Regions from separate parts of the Homo sapiens genome. Here region 2 is linked to region 1. Evidence: read pairs that join two places in POLR2A ChIA-PET (ENCODE). Cell type or tissue: IMR-90. All regions are shown on one strand. Each heading gives the region's core, and the rest is flanking DNA. Links, peaks and the distances in the headings are about the cores only. Region 1 overlaps EFCAB11 (EF-hand calcium binding domain 11). Region 2 overlaps LOC105370617 (a long non-coding RNA gene).

What was found. Peaks named below come from ENCODE experiments on the same cell type or tissue, not always from the same donor. Only the 100,000 strongest peaks of a DNase experiment are listed, where the experiment ranks them.
Region 2: POLR2A ChIA-PET joins it to region 1 with 5 read pairs; 3 of 35 experiments call an interaction of 5 or more read pairs at or near these places.

The regions. Positions count from the first base shown.
Region 1 is chr14:89,854,034-89,859,414 of GRCh38, reverse strand. The region is part of intron 5 of EFCAB11 (EF-hand calcium binding domain 11); the gene reads left to right. Among named protein-coding and RNA genes, the nearest start is that of EFCAB11, 98 kb to the left of the region's middle. In IMR-90, for the core only: no CTCF peak of the experiment used is centred there; a DNase peak (open chromatin) is centred at 3,274; H3K27ac peaks cover 884 bases.
Region 2 is chr14:89,622,832-89,628,212 of GRCh38, reverse strand. It overlaps LOC105370617 (a long non-coding RNA gene), which reads right to left. Exons shown (of 6, transcript XR_944131.3): 2 at 445-580. Among named protein-coding and RNA genes, the nearest start is that of FOXN3-AS2, 49 kb to the right of the region's middle. RefSeq lists enhancers at 1,364-1,423, 2,095-2,668. In IMR-90, for the core only: no CTCF peak of the experiment used is centred there; no DNase peak of the experiment used is centred there.

The DNA.
Region 1 (5,381 bases), core at 204-5,203:
GAGGAGGCAGACTATGGTTTCTGCCATTTCATTCCCATTCTGATTCTGGCAGAAATTAGATATACAAGAAATATTTGTGAATAAGAGAATTTAACTCTAGAGAAAAGTAATAAATAATAAATGAGAGGAAAATGCCCTTTCTTCTGTTTGCAGATCTAAAACCTTGGACCTTTAAAGACTAATTCACATTACCCATACCAAGTTATAGTTTTAAATAAGTGAAATTATGTAAGTGCCCAAACCACCAGATCTGATAAAATTCAGAGCTCATTGTTATCTAATAATTTTGGCTAGGACTACTCTGCTTTATTTGCCTGATTTTTACAATTTCGTGATAAGATATTTGCTTTCATTATTACTGCCTTACCATAGGCCTTATTTTAAATTGTTTCTTAATAAGTGACAATCCACCACTCTTTTGAGTCATATAATTCTAGTATTTTAAACTACAGTTTCTTTCTTTGGGGTGAGGGATGTGACGTGCTGAATAAAGGAGAACTAGTGTGAACTTCGGTGTTGCCACACCACCCACTCTTATGTATATCGTATTTCTATGCTCCAGAGAAAGCAATTAAGATAATTGTTTTTTAACTAAGAAAACTATGCCATCCTGAATACAAAAACCTCATCATTGGCCAGGCACAGTGGCTCAAGTGGGAGGCCAAAGCAGGCAGATCGCTTGAGCCCAGAAGTTGGAGACCAGCCTGGGCAACATAGGGAGACCCTGCCTCTACAAAAAAAAAAAAAAAAAAAAAAAATTAGCTGGGTGTGGTGATGCACACCTGTGGTCCCAGCTGCCTGGGAGGCTGAGGTGGGAGGATTACCTGAGCCCAGGAGGTTGAGACTGCAGTGAGCCATGATCACGCCACTGCACTCAACTCTGGGCGACAGAGTGAGACCTTGTCTAAAAACAAAACAAACCCTTCATCATTTATAGCCTATTAGCCTGTTGACCTGCATTTTAGTTATCTGTGGCTGAGTAACAAATTTCCCTGACACTCAGCTGATTAAAACAATAAACATTTAGTATCTCTCCAGTATCTGTGGGTCAGGAATCTGGGAGTGGCTTTGCTGGGTCGTCCTAGTTCATGTCCTCTCACGAAGTTACAGTCAAGGTATTGGTCATCTGAAGGCTTCCGAGGTGGCTCACTCAGATGCCTGCAAGTTAGTGCCTGTCTGCAGGAGGCCTCAGTTTCTTACCACATGGCCCTGTCATCAGGGCAGCTTGAGTGTCTTCACCACATGGCAAGAGAGCCAGGAGAGGGAGAGCCTAGAGGTAGCCCCATTGCCCACGTTTAGGGGAAAGGCTGTCAGGCTCTACTCTTGAAGGGAGGAACATCAAAGCATTTGTGGACATAGTTTAAAACTGCCACAGCCTGTACCATTAGATTCTGTTTGCTACCTTAGATGCTTTGTCCAGGGTCTGAAAGCATCTGTGATCCAAGTTATTTATGTAGTTTCTTCTCCATGAGTAGAAGCTGGATATCAGAATTTCTGGTTTCTACTTTATTATTTCTAGGGCCTACTTTCTTTTTATTCTCTTGTATAAGATAATGAGATACAGTAGTAAAAAAATCATGAAGTATTAGAATAAAAAGATATCATTTTCTCTGCACACCAGACTACAAACTTTTCCTGTCTAGACCATAATTCAGAACTTATTGTTTCTGAGAAGCCTTCTTATTGAAGGTGGAAAGAAATTTAAGAAAGCTGCCCAGTTTCTAGATGAACTGGTGAGGGCCAATTCCACAGCATTCACCTAGGATTAGAGGAGCAAGTGCCAGATATGACAGAGCTTCAGAGAAGGCATCTTACAGTTACTCAGGAGCTTCTCCAAAAATGGAACCAATGACCATCCAGCATTTTATTGGTGATTTTTTTATAGGAACTTTCAGAAAAAAAAGAAAGACCAGGTCAGTAACAGCTATAGGGTGTTAAAAAAAATCAACCCAAAGGCATTTATAAAGTGAGCCAGGCATCGGGAACCGTGTTTTTACATAATTACCTCATTTCAAGTAAGTTTTCTTTCAATTCTTCATCCTCCAACCAGTCTTTCCGTCTTCGTGCGTCATGATTATAGCACTTTTTGGTCTGTATCTGTTTGCCACTTGACTGGGAGTGCCCAAAGGGCAGAGCTGTGAAATGCGTCTTTGAATCCAGATGAGCAAGGCAATGCCTGGCCCTTAGTTGATTTTTATTATTTGTGGTTGAGTTTAACAAGCCTATAAGTAAATACCATTATCTTCTTTTTCTCTGTAAGAAAGATAACACTCAGAGGATTGGAAAACTTGAGTGCAGCCCATAGTTAGTAAGTGGCAGAGTTTGAGCTTCAAAGCCAGGTCTATATTTTCTGCTTCAGTTCACATGCACCCAGGAGAACTCTAGGAGGGAACTGTGTTGGGAGCCCCAAGTAGTATCCTTGTAGTTCTCAGCTAGGAGAAATTACTTAGGAGGCATTTCTGTCTTTGCCCAGAATGAATCACTGTAGTTTAAGAGACTGCCAAAAGGAAACAGTCTGTTGATTGGATAAAAGGGTCTTGAAAATAAGCTGGCTTTTGCAAACCATATATCTGATAAAGGTTAATATCTAAAATTGATAAAGGACTCATACAACTCAATAGTAGAAAAACAGATAGCCCAATTTAAAAATGGGCAAAGGTCCTAAATAGACATTTCTCCAAAGAAGACATAAAAATGACCAACAGGTACATGAAAAGGTGCCCAGTATTATTAATCATCAGGGAAATGCAAATCAAAATCACTGTGAGATGCTACTTCATAGCTGTTAGGATGGCTATTATCAAAAAGTTAAAAGATAACCAATATTGGCAAAGGTGTAGAGGAGGGAACTCTTATATACCGTTGGGAATGTACATTGGTACAGCCATTATGGAAATCAGTATGGAGATTTCTAAAGAAATTCAAAATACGGCATGGTGACTCATGCCTGTAATCCCAGCACTATGGGAGGCCAAGGTGGGCGGATTGCTTGAGCTCAGGAGTTCGAGACCAGCCTGAGCAACATGGTGAAACTCTGTCTCTACAAAAAAATACAAAAATTAGGCAGGTGTGGTGGCACGCGCCTGTAGTCCCAGTTATTTGGGGGACTAAGCCAGGATAATCACCCAAACCTGGGAGGCAGAGGGTACAGTGAGCCAAGATTGCACCACTGCACTCCAGCATTGATGACAAAGCAAGATCTTGTCTCAAAAAAAAAAAAAAGAGAGAGAGAGAGAAATTAAAAATAGAACTACCATATGACTCAGGAATTCCTTTTCTGGGAATATACCCAAAGGAAATAAAATTCACCACTTTGTAAAGATATCTGCCGATAATTGCAGCATTATTCACAATAGCCAAGATATAGAAACAACCTAAGAGTTCATTGCTGGACAAATGGATAAAGAAACTGTGGTGTATATATACGATGGAGTATTATTCAGCCTTAAAAGTGATCCTGACAGTTGTCACCACATGGATGAACCTGGTGGGCTTTATACCAGGTGACATAAACCACATACAGAAAGCCAAATATTGCATGATTTCACTTATATGTGGAATCTAAAAAACAAAAACCCAGTCAAATATACAGAGAGAATAAAACAGTGGTTACCAGGGCTGTGGGGGCATGCCAGGAAATGGGGAGATACAGGTCAGAGGATACAAAGTAGCAGATGTGTAGGAAGAACAAGCCTAGAGGCCTAAGGTACAACATGAGCACTACAGGTAATAAAATTGTGCTGCATTTGGGATTCATGTGAAATGAGTAGATTTTAGCTATTTTTGCCACAAAAACAAAAAAATGGGTAACTGTGCAATAGTTAGTTGGGATATGTTAATTTGCTTTGCTATAGTAACCATTTTCCTATCGGTATGTATCCCATATCATCATGTTGTATATGTTAAATATACACAATACAATGTATTCATTTATTGTTTGAGATGGAGTGTCACTCTGTTGCCCAGGCTGGAGTACAGAGGCACGATCATGGCTCACTGCAGCCTCAACTTCCCAGACTCAAGCAATCCTCCCACCTCAGCCTCCCGAGTAGGTGGGACTACAGGTGCACACCACCCTGCCCAGCTAATTTTTGTATTTTTTGTAGAGATGGGGTTTCGCCACGTTGCCCAGGCTGGTCTTGAAGTTCTGGGCTCAAGTGATTCTCCTGCCTCTGCCTCCCAAAGTGCTGGGATTACAGGCATGCCACCACACCTGGCCTAACATTTATTAAAAAAAAAAAAAAGAAGCTGTCCTATTCAGGCTACAAAAGAACTTTTGGTATTACCTGATGTTCTTCATTCTGTAAGTGGGACACTGAAATTTCCTCATGCCTAAAATGCTAAGTAAGGGAAAGTCCTCTTTTTTCTTTCCCATTTTTCCAGGGATTCTGACCTGGGTGATGCAAGAATTGAACATCGTATTTAGATAGGAAGTTGGAGCTCAGTAAATGAGGAGATTGTGTATCAAACCCCCGACCAAGCTACTGAGACTTCCTGATCACTCTTAAGAGGCCCCAATGCAAGAGTCTAGGCCCTAAGCTAAAGTAGTGGTGGAAGAGCAGGTGCATTCAAATATTTCATGTCTAAATCTACAGGATCGTGGTGACAGGATGCACGGTGGATGGACATGGAGAAGTTGAGGAGACCTGGGAGCCTGAGTGAATGGTAGCTCCATTCAGTATGGCAGGGGACAGGGGAGGAGGAGCAGGTGTGGGGTTCACTATGGGGGCAATTTGGGCTGTGTATTCAAGTATTTAAGGCGTCTTTTGGACAATTAGGGAAGATATTTTATCAAGAAATGTGCATTGAGGTTAGATGGCTCCGTGAAAGAGCAACTGTCTGGGGACATCTGGGAGACAGCTGGATCGTAGGCATGTATCTGATGATGTCCAGTTCATGGATTGCCGGTACTGAAGAGAGCCAACTGCTGCAGAGGACTTTCTTGGCTGTGTGCGGCTTTGTTGGGAATCTCTGCTGCTGTCTTTATAGCTTAGTATCCTGAATGAGGAGGGGAGCAATGGGCAGCCTCTTGCTAGTGGATGTGGAGAGGAGCTACCACATTGCCCTGTATGTAGGATGCGGGCACCTCTCTCTGCCCAGCTCTCCTATGGGTCATTACATGGAGCTTGCTTTTACTCATTAGGATTTGGCAATCTTAAATGCCTCTTTAAAAAAAATGTGTTTGTATCTGCTTTGAGATGTCATTTTTTTTTTTTTTGAGAGACAACCGCAAATTCATGCTTATCTTCTCGGGGGAAATACCTCTACTAAAACCATAGTTTGGCTTTTTCCATATGGGTGTTGAAACAGATGGTTGTAATGAGACCTCTCTAATTAAGCACTTGCTATCTGACTCTGAATCATTTTAGATGTGCTGGCAC
Region 2 (5,381 bases), core at 109-5,108, 230 kb after region 1:
AACTGCAAGAAAGGGTGGGCATGTGGTCTGTGCCATTTCCAGTTTTAGCGGGGGTGGCTTTGCCTCCAGAGATTGGGGATTCCGCGGGCACAGGAAGGGGTCACATCCTGGGCAACTAAAAAGAGTGACAAATGTCATTCTCATACTTCAGAACTGGGGCTATGCCCTAACCTAGATCCATTAATGCCCTGCGGGTAGCAGATGCGAACCCAACTTTTGATTATGAACGCTCTGCCAACAGGCACAATCAAATGTCCAGGTGTAGCTCCTCTACATTCAGGAGTCACACCTCACAGATTGCCAATCACCTGGAGAGCTGAGCAACTTGACAAGACAGACGGTTTGCTTTTTAAAGCTGTGACTCTCACAGAATCCACTTAATGTAGCCATATTCTATTCACATGCTTTGATGGGAGGGATGTCGAGGCTCTTCATAAAACTCACCATTCACTCAATGAAAATCTCCTTCTGGGCTGGGTGTGGTGGTTCATGCTTGTAATCCCAGCACTTTGAGAGGCTGAGGCCGGAGGATTGTTTAAGTCCAGGAAACCAGTGTGTGCAATATAGCAAGACCCCGTGTCTACAAAAAATGAGAAAAATTAGCACACACCAGCAGTCCTAGCTACTCTGGAGGCTTAGGCAGGAGAACTGCTTGAGCCTGGGGAATTCGAGGTGGCAGTGAGCTATGACCAAGCCACTGTTCTCCAGCCTCAGAGCAACAGGGCAAGACCCTGTCGAAAGAAAGAAAGGAAGAAAGGAAGAAAGATCTCCTTCTGACCCCCTGCGAGTACAATTTGCATGGTATTAAAAAATGAGAACATAAAAGGATTTAAATTATCTGCTCCTTATTAAGTTAGGGAAAGAAAAGATATCCTCAGCATTTTAAGATGAACCTCTCAAAAACTACTCAGAGTGGCAAGCGGATATAATCTACAGTGTTATTTGACAAGATTGCTCTTCCTAGTCACCACCCACCAAAAGGGAAAGCTTGGAGCTGATTGACTGGCAAGCCATTCATTTTCTGTGAAATAAGGGAAGCACTGGGGGCTTATACGGTAAGGTTATCAAGTATCTTACATCCAAACCTACTTTAAAATGACTGCCACATAGGTAGTGGTTTTACCGGATAGTAACATTTGCTATTTTAAGGTTCAATACGGTACCTTGTAGGCACTGAAAACCCAAGGGATTTTTCTTGGTGGTGATAACAGCTAGAGATAACATAAATTGCCTCTTATTTTGGTAACGAAGACTTGGCATGTTTTTGGTCACTATGGAGGTATCTTAATATAGTACACTAAAAATATAGGTAATCTATTAGTCCATTTTCATACTGCTATAAAGAATTGCCTGAAAGTGGGTAATTTATAAAGGAAAGAGGTTTGACTGACTCACAGTTCAGCATGGTTAGGGAGGCCTACAGGAAACTTACAGTCATGGCAGAAGGCAAAGAGGAAGCAAGGCACCTTTTTTTACAAGGTGGCAGGAAGGAGAAGTGTCGAGTAAAAGCGGAAGAACCCCTTATAAAACCATCAAATCTTGTGAGAACTCACTCACTAGGACGAGAACAGCATGGGGTAAACTGCCCTCATGATTCAATTACCTTGAATCTTGAGGTCTCTCCCTTCACACGTGGGGATTGTGGGGATTATGGGGATTACAATTCAAGATGAGATTTGGGTGGGGACACAAAACCTAACCATATCAGGTGAAGTATGACACCCGCTGTGTAGCCATTACGAATTTTGATGTATTTTCATAAGATTATTGTTATCATTAGATGAGCATTTGTTGCAAAAACAGAAGAGTTCACACCACTCACCCAACTTCCTGTAATGTTAGTACTCAAATAACCATGACACATTTACCAAAACTAAAAAATTACCACTGATACAGATGATTAACTAAACTACAGACTTCATCTGGAGTTCCCCACCATTTCTTGTGAATGAGAGACTTTAGCACCAATTTGAGCTAGAGGGTCCAAGCAGCCATAGCAGAACTACATTAATTCAGACTGGCTGGGACTAAACATAAAGATGGCTCAAACAAGCTCTAACATCTACCACTTGGCGTGCCAATACTTTGCATGCATGATCTAATTTCATCCTCCACAAAAATCCAGGTTGGGGGAGGGTAGTGGATACTATCACATGCACTTTGCAGATAAGACCGTGGGGCCTGGGATATCAGGCAATATGTGGAAGACAGCTGAGCTGGGAGACAACAGAGCCCAGATGTGAACTAAGACATCTCTGATTCAAAAACCCACGATCACGACCACAATGGCACAGACTGAAGTGCACCTAATCCAGGTGTGATGCAGAGACCGCCTCTTTCCACCAGCAGTCTTGCCCAGGACCCACCTTCCAAAGGTCATCTGGATCAACTGTAGCGGGTGACCATATGTGGGAGGTTGTCCCGTAACAATGACATGCGCCTCTCAATGACACGGGGTGTTCTGTGATGTGTGGAGTCAGTTTCCACCCTCGACACCCCTACCCTGCGTGTCGCAGGAGAAGCCCTCCCGGTCTCCAGCAGCCTCTGCGGCTCTCCTTCCTCCCGGGCTGGGAGTGGGGCGGCTCGCGGCTGGCCTGCTCCGGGGCCAGAGCAGCTGGGAGGGGCGCAGTGCAAACATCCCCACGCGCCTTTTGCTTTTCTTTCCTGAGTGGTTTAAGGCTTAATTAACGTGTGTAAAGTGATCTGAAATGCGGGAATAAAAAGAGCTGGGGAAGTGCAGAGTGTGGATGATTACCTGAGGCGAGACAGCTGAGAAAGGGAGGCCGAGGGAGACAAAGGGGGGTCTGGAGAGGCTGGGAGAGGCCTTCCCGCAGCAGCCAGCTGGTTGGCTGAGAGCCAGATTGGGCTGTTTTTTTGGCAGCGTTCTGCCCCACGCTTTCCTCTCAAGGCCTTCTTCGCAGCCCTGCTTGGTAGTCAGGCCCCAGGATAAATGATTCCTAAAGGGCCTGAGCCAGAACTGAGAAGGGGGTCTGAGAAACACAAGCTGTGGGCCATTCCATGACTGGCTCTGTAGGAGCCGGGGATGAGATGCCGCCCATTAGCCATTATTGCCAAAGCAAGCCCGGGTTTGGTCAACGAAGGAATAAATGTGATAGATATCAGAGAGACAAAGGAATCAAAGTGAGTTTTGTCCATTCCTCTTGACAAGCATAGATTCATAGGACTGATTTAGTGCTGTCACCGCTGAGGCAATAAATCCCTTATAAAATGGTGGGTAAAAGTAATGACATCCAAGTCACGTGTGATTTCACCATCTCCTAAGCCTGCGTTAGTGAAAGGGTGAGGCTATCGGTTTCATGGGGAATGTTAAGGCTTGTGACTTCATAGGGTGAAGACGGGTGGCATTTTATTGCAATTGGAAGCATACAAAGAAGCAAGTGGAAAATCTTTCTTTCAGTATAACCTGATACCACCTATATCTAGAAAGCTGGAGAGTGTTCCGGGGATCTTCCCAGTACAGTGAGGATTTCGGTGCATCCCTGTGTGTATATAAACGGTGGCGATATATACAGCCTATTCTAAACTGTTTATGATGATAGAGGGGAAAAAAGTTTGTTTGGATAATCCAAAGTTTATACTGGGCTTTCATCGTGTTTTAACGTTGTGCTTGGGCTGATAGTTGCGTAGTTATCCATCTTCTGAGCCTGCAAACCGAGGATGGGGCTACTGGTGGCACCCAAGCTTGGCAATCCAAGTGAAGAGAAGGATCCTCGCTTCCCCTGGCTTCAGTTAGGGAACTTCAGAGGACCCTAATTGTCCTGGCATGGGGTCAAGTGTCCAGCATGCTGTCAAGTGCCCACCCTGGGCTCAATCCTGCTGTTCCCACTCAACACCAGGACCATGGCGTGGAATGAGAAATCCCCCCAAAAGGAGCCAGGTTGCCACCCCGCTTTGTGTCTACTGCAACTGGGTAGTTAAAGTGGCCAGAAGACACTGTTGTCCTCAGCCTGTTGCAGGGGCAGCCAGGACCCCCCCGTAGTTATCCACTGTGTTCTTTTCTAGGCATTGCACTTCTGATGGATTCCTCCGAGAGTTGTGTCTGTGTGGTGCCTTTGGTGTGTGTAACATCACACATCACCCATGGATCACTGAAGGGTCATCTGAAGCCACCAACGATGAATTCCTTCAGGTCTGCATCTGAACTAGGATAATAATTACCTCCTAATAAGTCACCCTGCCTTCTGATATCTACAACATTTTGGATCGAAATCATCCTCCATACACTTTCTAGAATTATCCTGGTAAAACACAGTCTTTTACAATGTGATGGTTAATTTTATGTGTCAGCTTGACTGGGCCATGGGGTGTCCACATATTTGGGTAACCATTATTCTGGGTGTGTCTGTGAGGGTGTTTTTCAGATAAGAGTAACATTTGAGGCCAGGTGCAGTGGCTCAGGTCTATAATCCCAGCACTTCAGGAGGCCGAAGTGGCCAGGAGTTTGAGACCAGCCTAGCCAACATGGCGTAACCCCATCTCCACTAAAAATACAAAAATAAGCCGGGCATGAGGGCACACATCTGTAATCCCAGCTACTTGGGAGGCTGAGGCAAGAGAATCGCTTAAACCTGGGAGGCAGAGGTTGCAGTGAGCCAAGATCACGCCACTGCACTCCAGCCTGGGTGACAGAGCAAGGCTGTCTCAAAAAAAAAAAAATAATAATAAATTAACATTTGAATAGGTAGACGAAGAAAGCAGACACCCACCCTAATGTGGGTGGGCCTCATTCAATCAGCTGAAGGCCCAACTAGAACAAAAGGCTGGCCCTCCCTCTAGTAAGAGGGACCACCTCCTCCTGCCTGACTGCCTCGAGCTGGGACATTGCTTTTTTTCCTGCCTTCAAACTCAACTGAAATATCAGCTCTTCCTGGGTTTGGAGCTTGCTGGCCTTCAGACTGGAACTACACCATTGGTTCTCCTTGGCCTACAGCTTGCTGGGTGCAAATCTGGGGACTTGTCAGCCTCCTTAATCACATGACCCAAATCCTTATAATCAATCCCCTTTTTTTTTCTCTCTCTCTATAATAAATACAGCCTACTGGTTCTGTTTTTCTGGAGAACTCTGACTACTACAAATAACTTTTTATTTATTAACTTTATTCATTCATTAAAAAAATTTATTGAGCACCTACTATGTACCAGTCACTGTTTTATGTTCTTGTAAATTATCATTGAATAGAGCAAAGATTCCTGGCCCTGTAGAACTTTATTCAGTGTGTGTGTATGTGTGTGTGTGTGTGTGTGTGTGTGTGTGTGTGTGTGTGTGGTGGAACAGATAATGAATAACAAAAATGATAAGTAAATAGTAATGTATTAGAAAGGGGAAAGGGAAGAAGGGAAAAAGCAGGATGAGGAGGAGT